Regions from separate parts of the Homo sapiens genome. Here region 1 is linked to region 2. Evidence: chromatin loops called from intact Hi-C (ENCODE). Cell type or tissue: CD4-positive, alpha-beta T cell. All regions are shown on one strand.

The links. Hi-C counts contacts between places; a loop is a spot of excess contacts. Peaks named below come from ENCODE experiments on the same cell type or tissue, not always from the same donor. Only the 100,000 strongest peaks of a DNase experiment are listed, where the experiment ranks them.
Region 1: it touches region 2 in a loop (7-fold over the local background); 8 of 110 quality-filtered maps call a loop at or near these places.

The regions. Positions count from the first base shown.
Region 1 is chr3:142,989,941-142,997,940 of GRCh38, reverse strand. PAQR9-AS1 (PAQR9 antisense RNA 1) reads right to left here. Exons shown (of 5, transcript NR_125393.1): 3 at 3,801-3,944. Among named protein-coding and RNA genes, the nearest start is that of U2SURP, 7.6 kb to the left of the region's middle. In CD4-positive, alpha-beta T cell, a CTCF peak has its summit at 3,756 (motif pointing right); a DNase peak (open chromatin) is centred at 3,780.
Region 2 is chr3:142,024,438-142,032,437 of GRCh38, reverse strand. All of the region lies in intron 3 of TFDP2 (transcription factor Dp-2), which reads left to right. Among named protein-coding and RNA genes, the nearest start is that of TFDP2, 120 kb to the left of the region's middle. RefSeq lists enhancers at 3,105-3,154, 3,561-4,062 and a silencer at 4,449-4,498. In CD4-positive, alpha-beta T cell, no CTCF peak of the experiment used is centred here; DNase peaks (open chromatin) are centred at 3,777 and 4,517; H3K4me3 peaks cover 1,407 bases.

The DNA.
Region 1 (8,000 bases), 970 kb before region 2:
CTCCCCACCAAAAATGTTTTGATTTCTTTAAGGAGGAAAAAAGTGGAGTGGAGAAAGTATTTAACAATACAAACAGCTGTGGAACCTGTGCATGCTGAAAGATAGAGACCTTAAAAAATGATTGCCCCAAAGCTACAGCCTCCTGTATTGTGCCAATGGACTGCTCCTACTTGGTGGCATTTTCATTCTAGACAGTTTTTAAACAGTTTTTCCCTGCTCTCTGGGTTTCAGGATATAGGCTGGTAAAAGGAACACTCCATTTGCTTCTTTGGCATTTATTGAGTTTCTAGCTTGTGCTAGGCTCTGAAGAAAGAAGATAAAAGGAGAGACAACTAAAAATCAGACTTAATGTCTTCTGCTAAGACAGATCCTAGCTGCTTCTAGGAATAATTAGGAAACAGCCTTCACGGAGGTGTGGTCAGTGTGGAATGGAAAATTCCTTCTGCTGCACTTGACTGCCTGCCCCACACCCACCCCACAACGTAAGTGTTATGAATAAGGTTTTAGTAGCAACAGCAGCTGCTCCCCCTTTCTCACACACACAAAAATTACCTGACTCACTTATTGATTATATACAGATTCCTTTGACAATAATAATTAGCAGTGGCAGCCAGGCGCAGTGGCTCACGCCTGTAATCCTAGCACTTTGGGAGGCCAAGGCAGGTGGATTGCCTGAGCTCAGGAATTTGAGACCAGCGTGGGCAACATGGTGAAACCCCTTCTCTACTAAAATACAAAAGAAATTAGCTGGGCATGGCAGCGTGCACCTGTAGTCCCAGCTACTCAGGAGGCTGAGGCAGGAGAAATGCTTGAACCCAGGAGGCAGAGGTTGCAGTGAGCTGAGATCACACCACTGCACTCCAGCCTGGGCAACAAAGCGAGACTCCGTCTCTACAAAAAATAATAATAATAATAATAATAATAATAATTAGCAGTGGCATTTTTTTAAAAATGATGTCAAAAAGTATATAGCCCAAGAATACACTGGTGCCATGTTGAAAATAATAGAAATTGCCATTTTAACTATGATCCTAGTGAGAAGGAAACCTTTACTGTGTAGGAATTATTTTATCAACAAGGTTAATAAAATCTAGGAGAGTCCAGATGGCGTACTGTGGAAATGGAAATGAGCGTTCCTGAGTGTGTGTGTGTGTGTGTGTGTGTGTGAGTGTGATAAAGGAGGACTCAAGGTTCCTGTGGCAGGTCATGAGAACCAGCACACGGCAAATCTGGGGAGCTCTCTCTTGCCATGGCCAGGCAACCCAAAGGTGGGCTTGACTTGGACCACCAAAGATAAGGCCTCACTTAACTTGTGACCTGGCTTTGGCCAGTGCGAAGCGTACATATCCCCATATTTACTGAAACTCACGAGACAAGACCAGGTAATATTACAGGCTGGGTGGAGAATGAAGTTATGAAAAGAAAATGAAAGAAGACTTTCCCTCATCAATTTCATCTGTTAATAACAAAAGTTGTTAGTAACAGTGGTCTTAAAACACATAAGGCTTTATTTTGACATTGCTATAGTGGTAAGATTCTATCAAAACAACATGGCATACCTTTCTTCTTTTTCAAGTTTTGTTCCATTTCCTTCACATTAACTTTGCATTATTTCCTGTTACTTTAATTGTTAGGTATTTTGTCTTTTCTGTTGTTACTGTGATTATAGTAAGTTTTTGTATTTATGTATGTCCTAAATAAGCTGTTTATTGATATATTAATGTTGTGTAATGTGTTTACTGAATTCTTTTATTATTTACATAGGTTTTCAGTTTATTCCCTTGAACTTTCAGGTATACAATCATATTTGCAAATAATTACCAGTTTGCCTCCTCCTTTCCCATTTTTATACTTTTTTCTTGTATAATTACATTAGCCAGTACCCCCAGAATAATGTTAAGAGTGGTGCTAATGAACATGCTTGTCTTTTTTTTTTTTTTTTTTTTATCGAGATGGAGTCTCTCTCTGTTGCCCAGGCTAGAGTGCAGTGGCACGATCTCTGCTCACTGCCAGCTCCGCCTCCCGGGTTCACGCCATTCTCCTGCCTCAGCCTTCCGAGTAGCTGGGACTACAGGTGCCCGCCACCACGCCCGGCTAATTTTTTGTATTTTTAGTAGAGATGGGGTTTCACCGTGTTAGCCAGGATGGTCTCGATCTTCTGACCTCATGATCCGCCCGCCTTGGCCTCCCAAAGTGCTGGGATTACAGGCGTGAGCCACCGCGCCCGGCCAAACATGCTTGTCTCATTCCTGACTCTAATGAGATGATTTTAGTATTCTTATGAGGATAAGGATAACTTTTTGGGTTGTACCTTGAATTGTACATTAACTTTTTTTTAGCTAACTGTGGAACTGAATAGAATTTAAAACTCTCATAAGAAAACTAAGGGACTGTGAGGATACACCAAAGAATGCCAATGGTCACACAGCCCTGTTAGAGAAACATTGTTAGAGGCTTGTGTCAAGACAAACCAGGACATCTCCCTGACTTGGGAAAATAGGGGAACAAAGTAGAAATGTCCCACTCTGCACACCAGTGAAAATGAGCAGTGTGGAACGCAGATTAGGAGGAGGACAGGTAGAAATCTGTATAGTTTCCTATTGCTGCTGTAGCAAATTACCACAAAGTTAGTGGCTTACAGCAACTCAGATGTATTTTATAGCTCTGGAGGTCAGAAATATAAAATGTACCACCAGGCCCGTGCTTATTTTGGAGTCTCTAAAGAATAATCCTTTTCTTTCCCCTTCCCAGCTTCTAGAATTCACCTGCATTCCTTGGTCTGTGGCCCTCTCCTCCATTAGCATCTTCTGACACTTGCCTCCACCCTTATCTCTTCTCCAACTCTGCTCCCTCCCTCTTATAAGGACCCTTGTGATTACATTGGCTCTACTATGACAATCCAGGATAATCTCCCATCTCAAGAGCCTTAATCACAGCTGCAAAGTCCCTTTGCCATGTTAGGCAATATATTTGCAGGTTCTGGGGATTAGGGTGTGGACATCTTTGGAGGGCCATTATTCAGTTTACCATAGGATCTATAATGAACTTTCTGTTTCTGTATTTTGTCCCTGGCTGAAAGGACACAGCTTTGATCCCACCAGAGAACTGACTTGGGAATGGTCCTAATAAATATAGTCATCTTTAATCAGTTGAGTTCTGAAATCATTACTTGGGAATTCAATGGGTAGAAGGTGTGGTTCCAGTGAGGATGGGATAAGACAGGTCCCTGTTGTCAAAGGGCTTGCAGGGCATAAAACACTCCCAGATGTATCACAATAAGATGCTAAGAAGTACAGGCTGAAATTTTAGTTTGATTTGTTCACTGCTGCATCTGCAATACCTAGAACAGAGTAAGCACCATGCAGGTACTCAATGAATATTTGTTAAGGAATGAAATGAGCACCAGAAACAGTTTTATGGAAACACAGGAGAAGATTGGTTTGGGAGAAGTCAGGAAAGACCTAATGAAGGATACTCTAGAACCACTGGGAGTGTCTGTCCAGCTCTCAAGATTTCACCTCTGGGGTTAATTAACTTCTGCGAGGGCAGGATGAAGACCTTAGCACAGTGTTGCCTCACTTTAAGAAGATTCCAATTATGCTAATTTGAAACAGACTTAAAAGTCTCCCCTTAAGTACCAATTGTGAAATAATACAGATCCCCTTTCATGCCCAATTTTTGCTTTTTTTTTTCCTTCAAGAATTGAGTAATTTCTATGCAGGCAGGCATAGAAATTACAAACATCATTTACTATTTTGCCACGTGGTGGCGCTGCTGCCACTGGTAAACAAAACACCCACCTTTGGTACATTTTCTGTGAACACACACACACAGTGATCTTGGTGCTCTTGCCACACTTGTTACAATTCAGACTCCTTCTAACTTCCTGTTGTCAACCAAGCTCTCCTTGAGCAATGATGCTTGTCCTGGTGCTGAAAAACGTGCTAAAAAATAGAGAGGAAGTTAAATGTAATTTTAAAAAATCATGGCATACTGTGTTGTTCATTTACTAGAAAACAGTGTGCAAAACATCAGGTCTAACAAAAATATGAGAAATAACTTTAGAGATCATCTCCCTACGGTCAGGCTTGCTCTGTTTCAGGAGGGCAGGGATGCCACTGAATCCCAGCATCCTGCACAATGCCTACCACAGAGTAGACAAAAAATAAATATTTGTTGAATAAAAAATGAACATGGAAAAAGATGACTGCCCTATAACTCCCAACAATATTACCTCACCTTTACCTCTACACAGAGACTAATAACAAGTTTCTAAAATCAAATTCCAAATTCTTAGGACAAGGTTCTGAATAGTCCAACTGGGGCTAACCGCTCATTCTTGGTCTAATCAATTGTGCCCAAAGAAAGTCCAAATGGCCCTCAGAGGCTCGCTGTGGAATGACTGAAGATTTCGAAGGTGGGGCAAAACTGTCGATTGTATGAATAATAGATTTCAGATGCATATACAACTACTTTTCAAATGTTTGGAGATGCTGCTGTGATTGATAGGCTATTATATTTCTCATTGTGATAAATACACATAACTTAAAATTCACCATTTTAGCAATTTTAAGTGTACAGTTCAGTGGCTTTAAGTACATTCACATTGTTGTGCAACCATTGCTACCATCGATCTCCAGAACTTTTTCTCCTTCCCAAATCGAAACTCTGTACAGTAACTTCCCTTTCCTCTCTCCCCTTGGTCCGGCAACCTCCATTCTACCTTCTGTCTCTATGAACTTGACTAGTCTAGGTACCTTACATAAATGGATTCATACAGTAACTGTCCCTTTGTGATTAGCTTATTTCACTCAGCATAACGTCTTCAAAGTTCATCCATGTTGTAGCATGTGTCAGAATTTCCTTCCTTTTTAAGTCTGAGTAATATTCCATTATATGTCCATACCACAGTGTTTATCCATTCATATGTCCACGGGCACTTGAGTTGCTTCTAGCTTTGGCTATTGTGAATACATAGTCCTATGAATGTTGTCAAAACATTCTTGAACTTAAAGCAGCTCTTGTCATTATGCATGCTCTGAATCAGTTGTCCTAAAAATACACCTACTATCATGTGGGGATCAGCAGAAAGACTGCCCTTAAAGGAGTCTTCATGCTTGACATCTTTTTAAATCTTAGAGCAGGAATATTGATATGGAAGGGGGGCAGGGAAGTGCTGGGAAGGGAAGGGCAGATCCCTGGTGAGGACTCCACCCCCGGGCCTGTGCCCATGGACCTAGGTGAGGACAAGCATTTTAGTTTTCCTGTCCAAATGTTCCATTTCCCAAGACCACCTTGGCCCCACCATGCCCCCATCCTGTGCTTATAAAAACCCCCAAGACCCTAGCAGGAGACACATAGGCGGCTGGACGTCGAGAGAAGCACATCAGTGGAGGAACACACGAGCGGCTGGACTTTGAGAGGAACACATCCACAGGAACTTGCATGCCACTGACTGGTAGAAGCAGAACGGCTTGGAGTTTGGCTGGGGCAGTCGGAGGAAAGCCCAGGCCACAGAGCAGCCTGACTCCAGGGGAAAACCTTCCCACTCCATCCCTCTTATAACTTCCCCCTTCTGCTGAGAGTTACCTCCACTCAATAAAACCTTGCACTCATTCTCCAAGCCCAGGTGTGATCCGATTATTCTGGTACACCAAGACAAGAACCCAGGATACAGAAAGCCCTCTGTCCTTGCAACAAGGTAGAGGGGCTAATTGAACTGGTTAACACAAGCCGCCTGTAGGCAGCAAAACTAAAAAAGCACACGGTAGCACGTTGGCGCTTCAGGAGCTGTAAACATCCACCCCTAGACACTGCCATGGGGTCAGAGCCCCACAACCTGCCCGTCTGTATGCTCCCCTAGAGATTTGAGCAGCGGGGCACTGAAGAAGCGAGCCACTCCCCCGTCACACGCTTTGCAAGGGGGACAAGGGAACTTTTCCCATTTCAGTATCTTCAGAGGAGAGGAATTAGTGTTGTGGTTGTGTTGTATTGTGTTGTGTTGTGTTGTGTTGTGTTGTACAGTCTCGCTCTGTCGCCCAGGCTGGAGTGCAGTGGTGTGATCTTGGCTCACTGCAAGCTCCGCCTCCTGAGTTCACGCCATTTTCCTGCCTCAGCCTCCCGCGTAGCTGGGACTACAGGAGCTCGCCACCACGCCCGGCTAATTTTTTGTATTTTTAGTAGAGATGGGGTTTGACTGTGTTAGCCAGGATGGTCTCGATCTCCTGACCTCGTGATCTGCCCGCCCCGGCCTCCCAAAGTGCTGGGACTACAGGCGTGAGCCACCGCGCCCAGCCGTGGTGCATCTTAAAATTATTTTTTGGGAAAAAGGAATGATGCCAATTAAAATCGTCCTCCTGGATTACTTAAGCCCAGGAGTCTGAGGCTGCAGTGAGCTATGATCACAGCACTGCACTCCAGCCTGGGCAACAGAGCAAGACCCTGTCTTGAAAAAAAAGAAAAAATAATCCTCCTGGAGAAGAGCAGACCTGAGGAAGCTATGGGAGCTGTTGACAAGGAACAAAGACTTTTTCCTTGTGACCACTTAAGCAGAGAAGAAAGCTTTGGAAAGAGGCACAAAGCAACAGATTTTTATTTCAACCCAATGTACAAAATAATTTTTTAAACTCTAAAGCTTTTTCCTTGTTTAACAAGAGAACAATCTACCTCAATGAAATGAGTATTTGTGTGTGAAGACACATAGACAGATGCTGACTGATTTAGAAAGGATTCCAGAATTTGGGGAAAAGCTGCAGCATTTAAGCTATGTGTGACTTATAAGACTTCTTTTTACCCCCAACATTCTCTGTTTTTCTAATGACTGAAACATCAGTTAAAAAAAAAGTCAAAAGTGGCCACAGTTGTAAAGTTTCAAAAGTAAGTAATTAATCAGTGTAAACTTGCTTTGCTATCTGTTTTAGTCCATTTTCACACTGCTATAAATAACTTCCCTGACACTGGGTAATTTATAAAGGAAAGAGGTTTAATTGAATCATAGTTCCAAATGGCTGGGGAGGCCTCACGAAACTTACAATCATGGCAAAAGGGGAAGCAGGCACAACTTACATGGCGCCAGGCGAGAGATTAATGCTGCAAAGGGGGAATTTCCAAACACTTTTAAAGCCATCAGCTCTTGTGAGAACTCCCACACCATCATGAGAACAGCATGGGGAAAAGCTTCCCCATAATCCAGTCGCCTCCCACCAGGTCCCTCCGGGATTACAATTCGAGATGAGATTTGGGTGGGGACACAAAGCCACACCATATCACTATTAGTGCCATATCCTCCAGATGAAGTTGGAATCTGATATGCTATCTATTCAATGCTGTTAAGAAAGCCACACAACTCTCAGAGGGGGAAACATTATCTAACATTGTAGGGACAGGAGCCACAAAAGATCACCAGGCAAACTTGGGCCTAAACTAAAGGGTCCCTCATCTCATTTGTATATTAAACTAGGAAAATACCCTGATAAATCCAGCTCAAAATTATGCAGATATCAGAGCCTTGTTCCATTTCTGGTTAATAAGAATTAATTACTCCAATTTGGCCAGTTTACTGGACTTTGAATTTTAGTTTTTCTCCTGTGATTTCTCATTTCCTTTTTCATTAAAACTTGTGGAAAAATGCTTCAAGAAGCTGTGGGTGGGCCGGGCGCAGTGGCTCACTCCTGTAATCCCAGCACTTTGGGAGGCCAAGGCTGGTGGATCATGAGGTCAGGAGTTCGAGAACAGCCTGGCCAAGATGGTGAAACCCTGTCTCTACTAAAAATACAAAAATTAGCCAGGCGTGGTGGCACACACCTATAGTTCCAGCTACTTGGGAGGCTGAGGCAGGAGAATCGCTTGAACCCAGGAGGCAGAGGTTGCAGTCAGCCGAGATCATGCCATTGCACTGCATTTTCGGCGACAAGAGCGCAACTCGGTCTAAAAAAAAAAAAAAAGAAAAGAAACTATGGGTAAGCAGACAATTCTTATACTTCATAGTTGGAAAATAAATT
Region 2 (8,000 bases):
ATTGAGCACAGAACTCAGAAAAATGTGCATATTGAAAGAGTCGAGCTAAGCGTAGTAGCTCACACTCGTAATCCCAGCACTTTGGAGGGAGGCAGGAGGATCACTTGAGCCTAGGAGTTCAGCCTGGGCAACATAGCAAAACCCTGTCTCTATAAAAAATACAAAAATTAGCCAGGCATGGTGGTGCACACCTGTGGTCCTGGCTGCTTGGGAGGCTGAAGTGGGAGGGATCACCTGAGCCCAGGAGATTGAGGCTACAGTGAGCTGTGATCACACCACTGCACATCAACTCCAGCCTGCATGAAAGAACAAAACCCTCTCTCTCTTAAAAAAAAAAGAGAGAGAGAGAGAAAGAAAAAAAGTGGAAAGAGGAAGAGCAGCAGGCAAACAGGAAATATGAAATATTTACTATGCAATGTTTTTAAGAAATTGGCACCTAACCATGCAAGTGATAGCAGAAAGTTTTTGCTTTAGGTGTAGTGCTTGTCAGGAAGATTCAATATTTTACTTGAAAATGTAAGTACAGGTACAATGTAACTAATTTCTACTGCTTCATTATATAGATCTGATAGATAGTTTTTATTTGGCCAATGCCTGCCATCATTACACTATTATAGTGTTATTTCTGCCTATAGAATCATAAATGTGTCTGTTAAATGGGCTTAATATTTGGGCAGATTGCCAATAAATGTCACAAACTCCAGTCCAAATAAATCAGTTTATAAACCTAGGAGAATGTCCAGCTACCTTTGGTGTTTTCCAGATAATCAGTAGTTGTAATTAATGATGTTTAAATGGATTTTCTACATAAGATTAAGGAGAAATTGTTTGACACAACCTATATAATCTGCATTTTTATCATCTGAGTGGGAAGTCTTATTACTTTCCCCACACTGTGTCATACACTTGCAGAAGAACATAAAAGGTAGTGATTATGCTACGTGCCAAGAAAGACATCAGAGCAGATTGAAGGGGTGTAGTATGAGTAAAGAATTTGAGACCAGAGAAAAGGCTCTGGAAAGGAAGGCAAGCATGGAGAAGGAAACTTGAAGGAATAGATTGGCTGAAGGTCAGATCTGTGGAGTAGACAGTAGGTAACAGGTCAATTTGTTGCCCAGCTCAGTGCCTGATACATAATAGGTGCTCAGTATTTATTGAAGGAAGGAATGGGAAAAGGAAAATTCATTCTGCAAGAACAGTAGAATCCTACTTTGGCCCCACCTTATTTTATTTGTCACTTGACCTCAGTTATCACATCTTTCTGACCTTGGGTTGCTGTTAGGTTTATTGTTAAAACATACACTAAATAGTTTATATTTTAACTTGTAATTGTTGTCTAGCTCTGGACAATTGGAGGGCCGGGGGGGTGCTCTCCTATTTAGAGAACACGGGAATACGCCGGGCGCGGTGGCTCACGCCTGTAATCCCAGCACTTTGGGAGGCCGAGGCGGGCGGATCACGAGGTCAGGAGATCGAGACCATCCCGGCTAAAACGGTGAAACCCTGTCTCTACTAAAAATACAAAAAATTAGCCGGGCGTAGTGGCGGGCGCCTGTAGTCCCAGCTACTTGGGAGGCTGAGGCAGGAGAATGGCGTGAACCCGGGAGGCGGAGCTTGCAGTGAGCCGAGATCGCGCCACTGCACTCCAGCCTGGGCGACAGAGCGAGACTCCGTCTCAAAAAAAAAAAAAAAAAAAGAGAACACGGGAATATACTTGAGTACTTGGATGTTTAATTTCCTTTTGTTTTAAGACTATAACAGAGTAGGTGTGACCATATCTAGCCCCTGAATATTCTGGCCTTGGGTGACACAGGTGAGCACTTCTAGCTGATCTGACAGGTTAAAGGTGTACACTTATTTTCTCTGTAAGAAGCGTCATCTGGTAAGATGATCAAGAATGGTGCAAAGCAGGATGGGGAGTTTAAAATTGTTTCCAAATGTGGGAATGTAAATGAATATAAACATGTAAGATTTTAATATACCAAACTGATCAGATTCTGTGTAATTTCCAAGTTTCTTTTTTCTTTCAAAACTCCTCTGAAATCTGACTGTCCACAAAAACTTACTTTATAGAATTTTATGTGATTTATTTACTCAGATATTATACTGACCTCACATCCAGTAGTGAAAACAGATTTTATTGTAGAATCTGGAAAGATAGAGGGCCATATAGGTTGTATTTTCAGTTTTGTTTATACTAACACGTGTTTACAACCCAGTTTAATTTACACCCTGTATTGTATTATTGTTGTCATATCTCTGTATGCATGTAAGTATAATATGTGTTGGCAAAGGAAAATTTTGAGTAAGAAGAAGCTCTCTGATCTATTTGATTCAATATGTATTTGAGTGTCTAACAGACACTGTTTTAGACACTGGTGATACAACACTGAACGGAGCACCAAATACTTTACAGCGTCTCCTGGAGCTGTTGTCAAGACATACTTTCCAAGGGGAATATTTCAGAATAGGTGATAACTAGTCAACGAAGGAAAAGTACCTTAGTCATCTAGGAGAGTTGTACTTAGAGTGAACTGAAATAAACTAAGCTCACGAAAGACAGAGATTTTTTGTTTGGCTTTTGTCTGTTGCATTCACTACTGTATCTCCAGGGCCCAAAATAGTGCTCGGCTCATAATAAGTATTCAGCAAATATATGTTGTTGATTGGAGTGTTTGTTTTGAATTTCTGTAATCAAACACATACCTTGGTAAATTATCTTTACATCTTGCTAGTTGAAAATTTTATCTCAGTTGCTTTGTTTTTAATGTTACCTTGCTTTTTGTTTCTACTTGTGCCATACATCAGGATGCTGGAAAAGCTTATTAATATTGACAGTCATATGGTTATCTGATATTGAAAAGAATAGATTTGGAAAGGAACCTAAGAGGTCATCTTTTGTTCAGCTTCCTGCCTAGGAAAACTAAGTAAGATGATTAGGTATGTATATTTAATTAGTCATTTAAAAAAAAACCAGGACAACATAATTGAGTTCCCTCTTGAGAAAATGGAGAAAGGTACTTAACCCTAGCTATAAAGGGACTAACCTGGAAATTTTAGAACTTCTGTGTGGGAAAGTGGAAAAAAAAAAAAAGCACAACTAAGCTGCTCTTTGTTGATATCAGAAATGGGCCTGTCATTCATTTTGGCATTGAAGCATAGCCTCCTATCTCGGGGCAGGACTGGGACATTTTTTTCCTCCCACAAGAGCTGGACAGTTATTACAGGTTCAAAAAGCCCCGACCAGTTTTTCAAGAGTTTCTCCTCCTCTTTTCCCCCTGAAACTCGTGGTGCTTTTGCTCTGCTTTCAAGATGCATTAAGTCTCCTGCTTTGTGACTGCTTTGGAGCCAGCAGATACTCTGATATGTATAATTCAAATTATGCAGGTTTCACGAGTAAGTTTAATCTTATTTTTTAAGTTAGTTAAAAGGCAAGTGATATTTAGAAAAATGTTAACTTGTAGTTATTTCACCCTTTTTACTTTAAGCATTTTTATTGCTTCTCGGCCTTTTGGCTAAGATCAAGTGTGTACTTTAAGCATTTTTTAAAATAAAAATATCCTTTTAATTTAATAAGAAAACAAGGTTCTACATAGAAAAGCCCCTTCATCTAAGACCTGCACTTTTCAATTTCTTTTGAGATGTCTTTGTTGTAAACAGTATTCATATGTCTTTTGAAAGCCAGTTAACTAAACAGTTTTCTTGAGCATCTTTTTAGTTTTACTGAGAAGTATTTTAAATTGAGCTTTTCTGAGCTCGATTGCTTACGTCTGACACAGTCTCAAGTTTCCACTGAATGGTAACAAAGACTGTAGAATGTTGTTGGTACTGCAGTGAGAGGCATGCTTCCTTAGACCAGGTAAGAGAGATCAGTTTGTTTCTCACTGCTGGGTGAGTTTTTACAGCTCTTATTTTATATTCTTTAAGCAGCAGCAATATTAAATTGATAAATAGCCAGGAGCACGCTGATTTCAAGACGTCCTTGCTTGTTGCAGACAGAAAAACTACAGGGTTATGTATGGGGGTTGGGGTGGGGGGGGAGGGGAAGAATTAGTTTATTACTCAGTTACTTATATAAATTAATTAAAATGTGAAAATAATTCTGGAGCTCAGTTTTCTTAATTCAGGAACTAAAGCAGCAGTTGAGGAAATCAGTAATTTTAAAGGTACTTCATGGTTATTACTTGTGAAAGCAATTCAAAGGATAGTTTTTACTTTCATTTTTTTCCCCAGTAGTTAATAAAATAAGCTTTGCCCTTAACTAAACATTTTTTCCACTTACGAAAACTTTTAAATTGCCAACAGCAAAATATACTTCCCAAGGATCCTTGGAAATCAACCTGACACTTGAAAAATATTTCAGCTTTTATAGCTGTTTCATTCCTTTTTTTCCCTAGTACATTTTTCTTAAAAGTATTTGTGCTTTGAAAATGTCAGCTGTATTCTAATGAAGCTTAGGCATTGTTTGCTCATAAAGGGGCCGGTGCATTCCACTGCTTTATGGTTTATTATGAGGCACAGTGTGAGAGTGTGGGTGGCACCATTTGGTGTCTGCCTCTTGGGGTAGTGACTGCCATTATGTTAGCCTTGGACTGGCAAAGAAAATATAGCATACAAGATGCTATATGAATCTGGATACTGTGAAGAAAATCTTACCCCTAAACAATTCTTAATGACCCCGGAATATATGACAACTTGATTGAATTGATCATTTCAATTATACCCTTGAAGTTTGCATTTTAGTTACAACGTATATTCTATTAGACACGTCTTATTTTTTGATATATAATAGCATTTAGTCATTCTTTGAAGTTCAATAAGGAAGTGAATGTTTCTAAACTATGATGTTTTTAATAGATACAGTGAAATTTTAAATAATACATTTACTTAAAAAAGTTTTAAGGAACTTAGTGTGGGTGGGGAGCGGGAGTGGGAGAGGGAGAGGGAGAGGGAGAGGAGGTCAGGCAGAGAGTCTTTCTTCTTTCAGTTAGGAAAGCCCTGGTGAAGAAAAAAAGCAACAGATGTTTCTTCTGTTACAATTGAGGTTGTTTCATTCAAAACTCAGAGTAGCTGGAATGGAGAGAGGAGGTCATAAATCTGATTTAATCAGTGAATAAATAAAATTTAGTCATTTAAAATTTATTATTTTATATTCAGGAATTGAAAGTCATAGAGTAACAAAATGAGTAACATACCCAATATTTAAAAAAAAACTTTAAATATTGCCTGTAGCCTGTATAATTAATGAAAATGTGAGAAAATTAATTCTGTTGAACTTCACTTAAGGAAAAAATTGATAATTAAATCATATAGACCATTTTTTTAAAGCCTAAGCCATCTAAAATATAGAGGAAACAGTTGCAAAAGTTTATCACTAGACAGTAGGTACAAAATCTCAAAATGAAAATAAAATGAGAAACATCAGTTACATATGTTGATAGATGATTTCATCTTCTGTGAGAAGCTGAGGCTTATTCCTAAGACCTTTGCATAAGAAATATGGGAGTAATATTTTGGGTTTAATTGAAATGATATGTTGCAGTTTGCCTCTAAAAAGAAAGATAATAAGCTTGGATTGGTTGCTAATGGAAAGAGGAGAATGTTTATCTGCTGAAAAGAGTAGGAATGAAGAGTGTGGAAGCATTATGCGTGTAATGAAAGCAGTCAAAATTTTGAAAAACAGTTTTTGAATTTTTGGAATTCATAATGAGGAAAGTGAAAACCTTTCCTTTTACAAGTAACACAAAGAAGTCCTATGCTGTTGTATAATGTGCGTGTATACACATTACAACTTTATTCATTTCTTAAGTTTGCTCTTGAAAAATCAGTGCTGAGCACCAGCTCTTTCACATATGAGGCACTTATTCAATATTTGCCATACCCTACACTGGAAAATTCGTAGTAATTTACAGTAGCCAATAAAGTTTTTGAGCTATAGTTTAAAATTTGCATATGGATTAATTATTATACAGTTTTCTAAATAATTGGCCTAAGGAGAGAGAAGGCTGGAAAAGATATCAACATTCAAGCAGATTATTAAAAATTCCTCTTGCTGTTAGCTAAGATCTGTGGGCTTACCTGAAGTTATTTTTTTGTTGTTTTTTTTTGTTGTTTTTTTGTTTTTTTGAGACGGAATCTCGCTGCAAGCTCTGCGTCCCAGGTTCACACCATTCACCTGCCTCAGCCTCCCCAGTAGCTGGGACTACAGGCGTCCACCACCACGCTCAGCTAATTTTTTGTATTTTTAGTAGAGATGGGGTTTCATCATGTTAGCCAGGATGGTCTCAATCTCCTGACCTCGTGATCTGCCCACCTCGGCCTGATGGTCTCGATCTCCCGACCTTGAGATCCGCCTACCTCGGCCTCCCAGAGTGCTGGGATTATGGGCGTGAGCCACTGCGCCGGCCAGAAGATTTTCTTTTCTTCAAATAATGATGACCAAATTTAGAGATTTTGAAGTTTGTTTGTTTTTTGAGATGGAGTTTCGCTCTTGTTGCCCAGGCTGGAGTGCAATGGTGTGATCTCGGCTCACTGCAACCTCTGCCTCCTGGGTTCAAGCGATTCTCCTTCCTCAGCCCCCCAAGTAGCTGGGATTACAGGCATGCGCCCACACGCCTGGCCTTTGAAGTTTATTGAATCATTATTTCAATTAAGATTCAGATTCTAAAACTTATCTATGTACATTTTGCTTATCTTAAGGAATAGCAACATGTAATGGTTGAGGTTTTTTCTCTCTAAAATAAGTAAAACAATTTACATGGACTTTAAAATGGATTTACAAACTATAGATTTGCCTAAAGAACTTTTTTTACAATTCTGATCAAAGAACAGAAATTTTGATGGAATAGACAGGCTTAAAAAAAAGTTGGTCACTCCACATGTAATACATAACTGTGACAGCATCATAGATTGTGATTATAAAAAATGTGTATCACTTACAATTATAAATGTAGACATGACAATAAGTTACTTAACAAGGAAAACAGTATCAGCAACAGCAACAAGGACATAGTTTGGACTCCTAGCCCTTCAAATTGAGAAATGAAGACCAAAATCAGTTGAATTATTTTAAGATGAATTCCCACTGCCTCTGTATGTGTAAATTATCTTGGAATTATTGAATGTGTGGTCAAATTATGGTTGAGAAGAGCACATTAGTTTTAGCATATATGGAGTATAGAACATAGAGAGTATAATTTTCTATATTATATTGTTGATTTATACTCTATGAGAAACCAAACCATTCAAGTTTGTTACCTGGAAATTGGTTGGGAGTGTCTGAAGGAAAAAACAAACAAAAACTTTCCTAATTCATCTGCCATTTAGAGGTAATTCCTTAATTGTCTTTAATTTCTAGTAAATACTTCCAGTCATAATCAATTTAAATATTAAATTAAATCTTTTTTTTTTTTTCTTTGAGACAGAGTCTCGCTGTTGTCGCCTGGGCTGGAGTGCAGTGGCACAATCTCAGCTCACTGTAACCTGTGCTTCCCGGGTTCAAGCAATTCTCCTGCCTCAGCCTCCCGAGTAGCTGAGATTACAGGCGCCCGCCACCAAACCCGGCTAATTTTTGTATTTTTAGTAGAAACGGGATTTCACCATGTTGGCCAGGCTGGTCTCGAACTCCTGACCTCAGGTGATCCTCTGGCCTCGACCTCCCAAAGTGCTGGGATTACAGGCATGAGCCATTGCACCCGGTCTTAAATTAAATATTTAAAATGTATACTGAAAGAAGACTTCAGGAGTACCTGAAGTTCTTGCTTTATGTATGAACTCTTTATCACAAAACTGAGGTCTTAGAGGAACCTGAGCCTTACCTATTTATTGTAACCCGATTCAGAATACCCAGAGAGGTCAATGATTTAGCCTTTTTTTTCTGCCTTATATATACATATGCAACTAGAAATAACAGCCACCTTGAAATTTCTCATCTCTGGAGTGGAGTAAGAGGGGAGATGTGCCTGATGCCTATATTTCTCTGAAGAGAAAACCTTTTACAT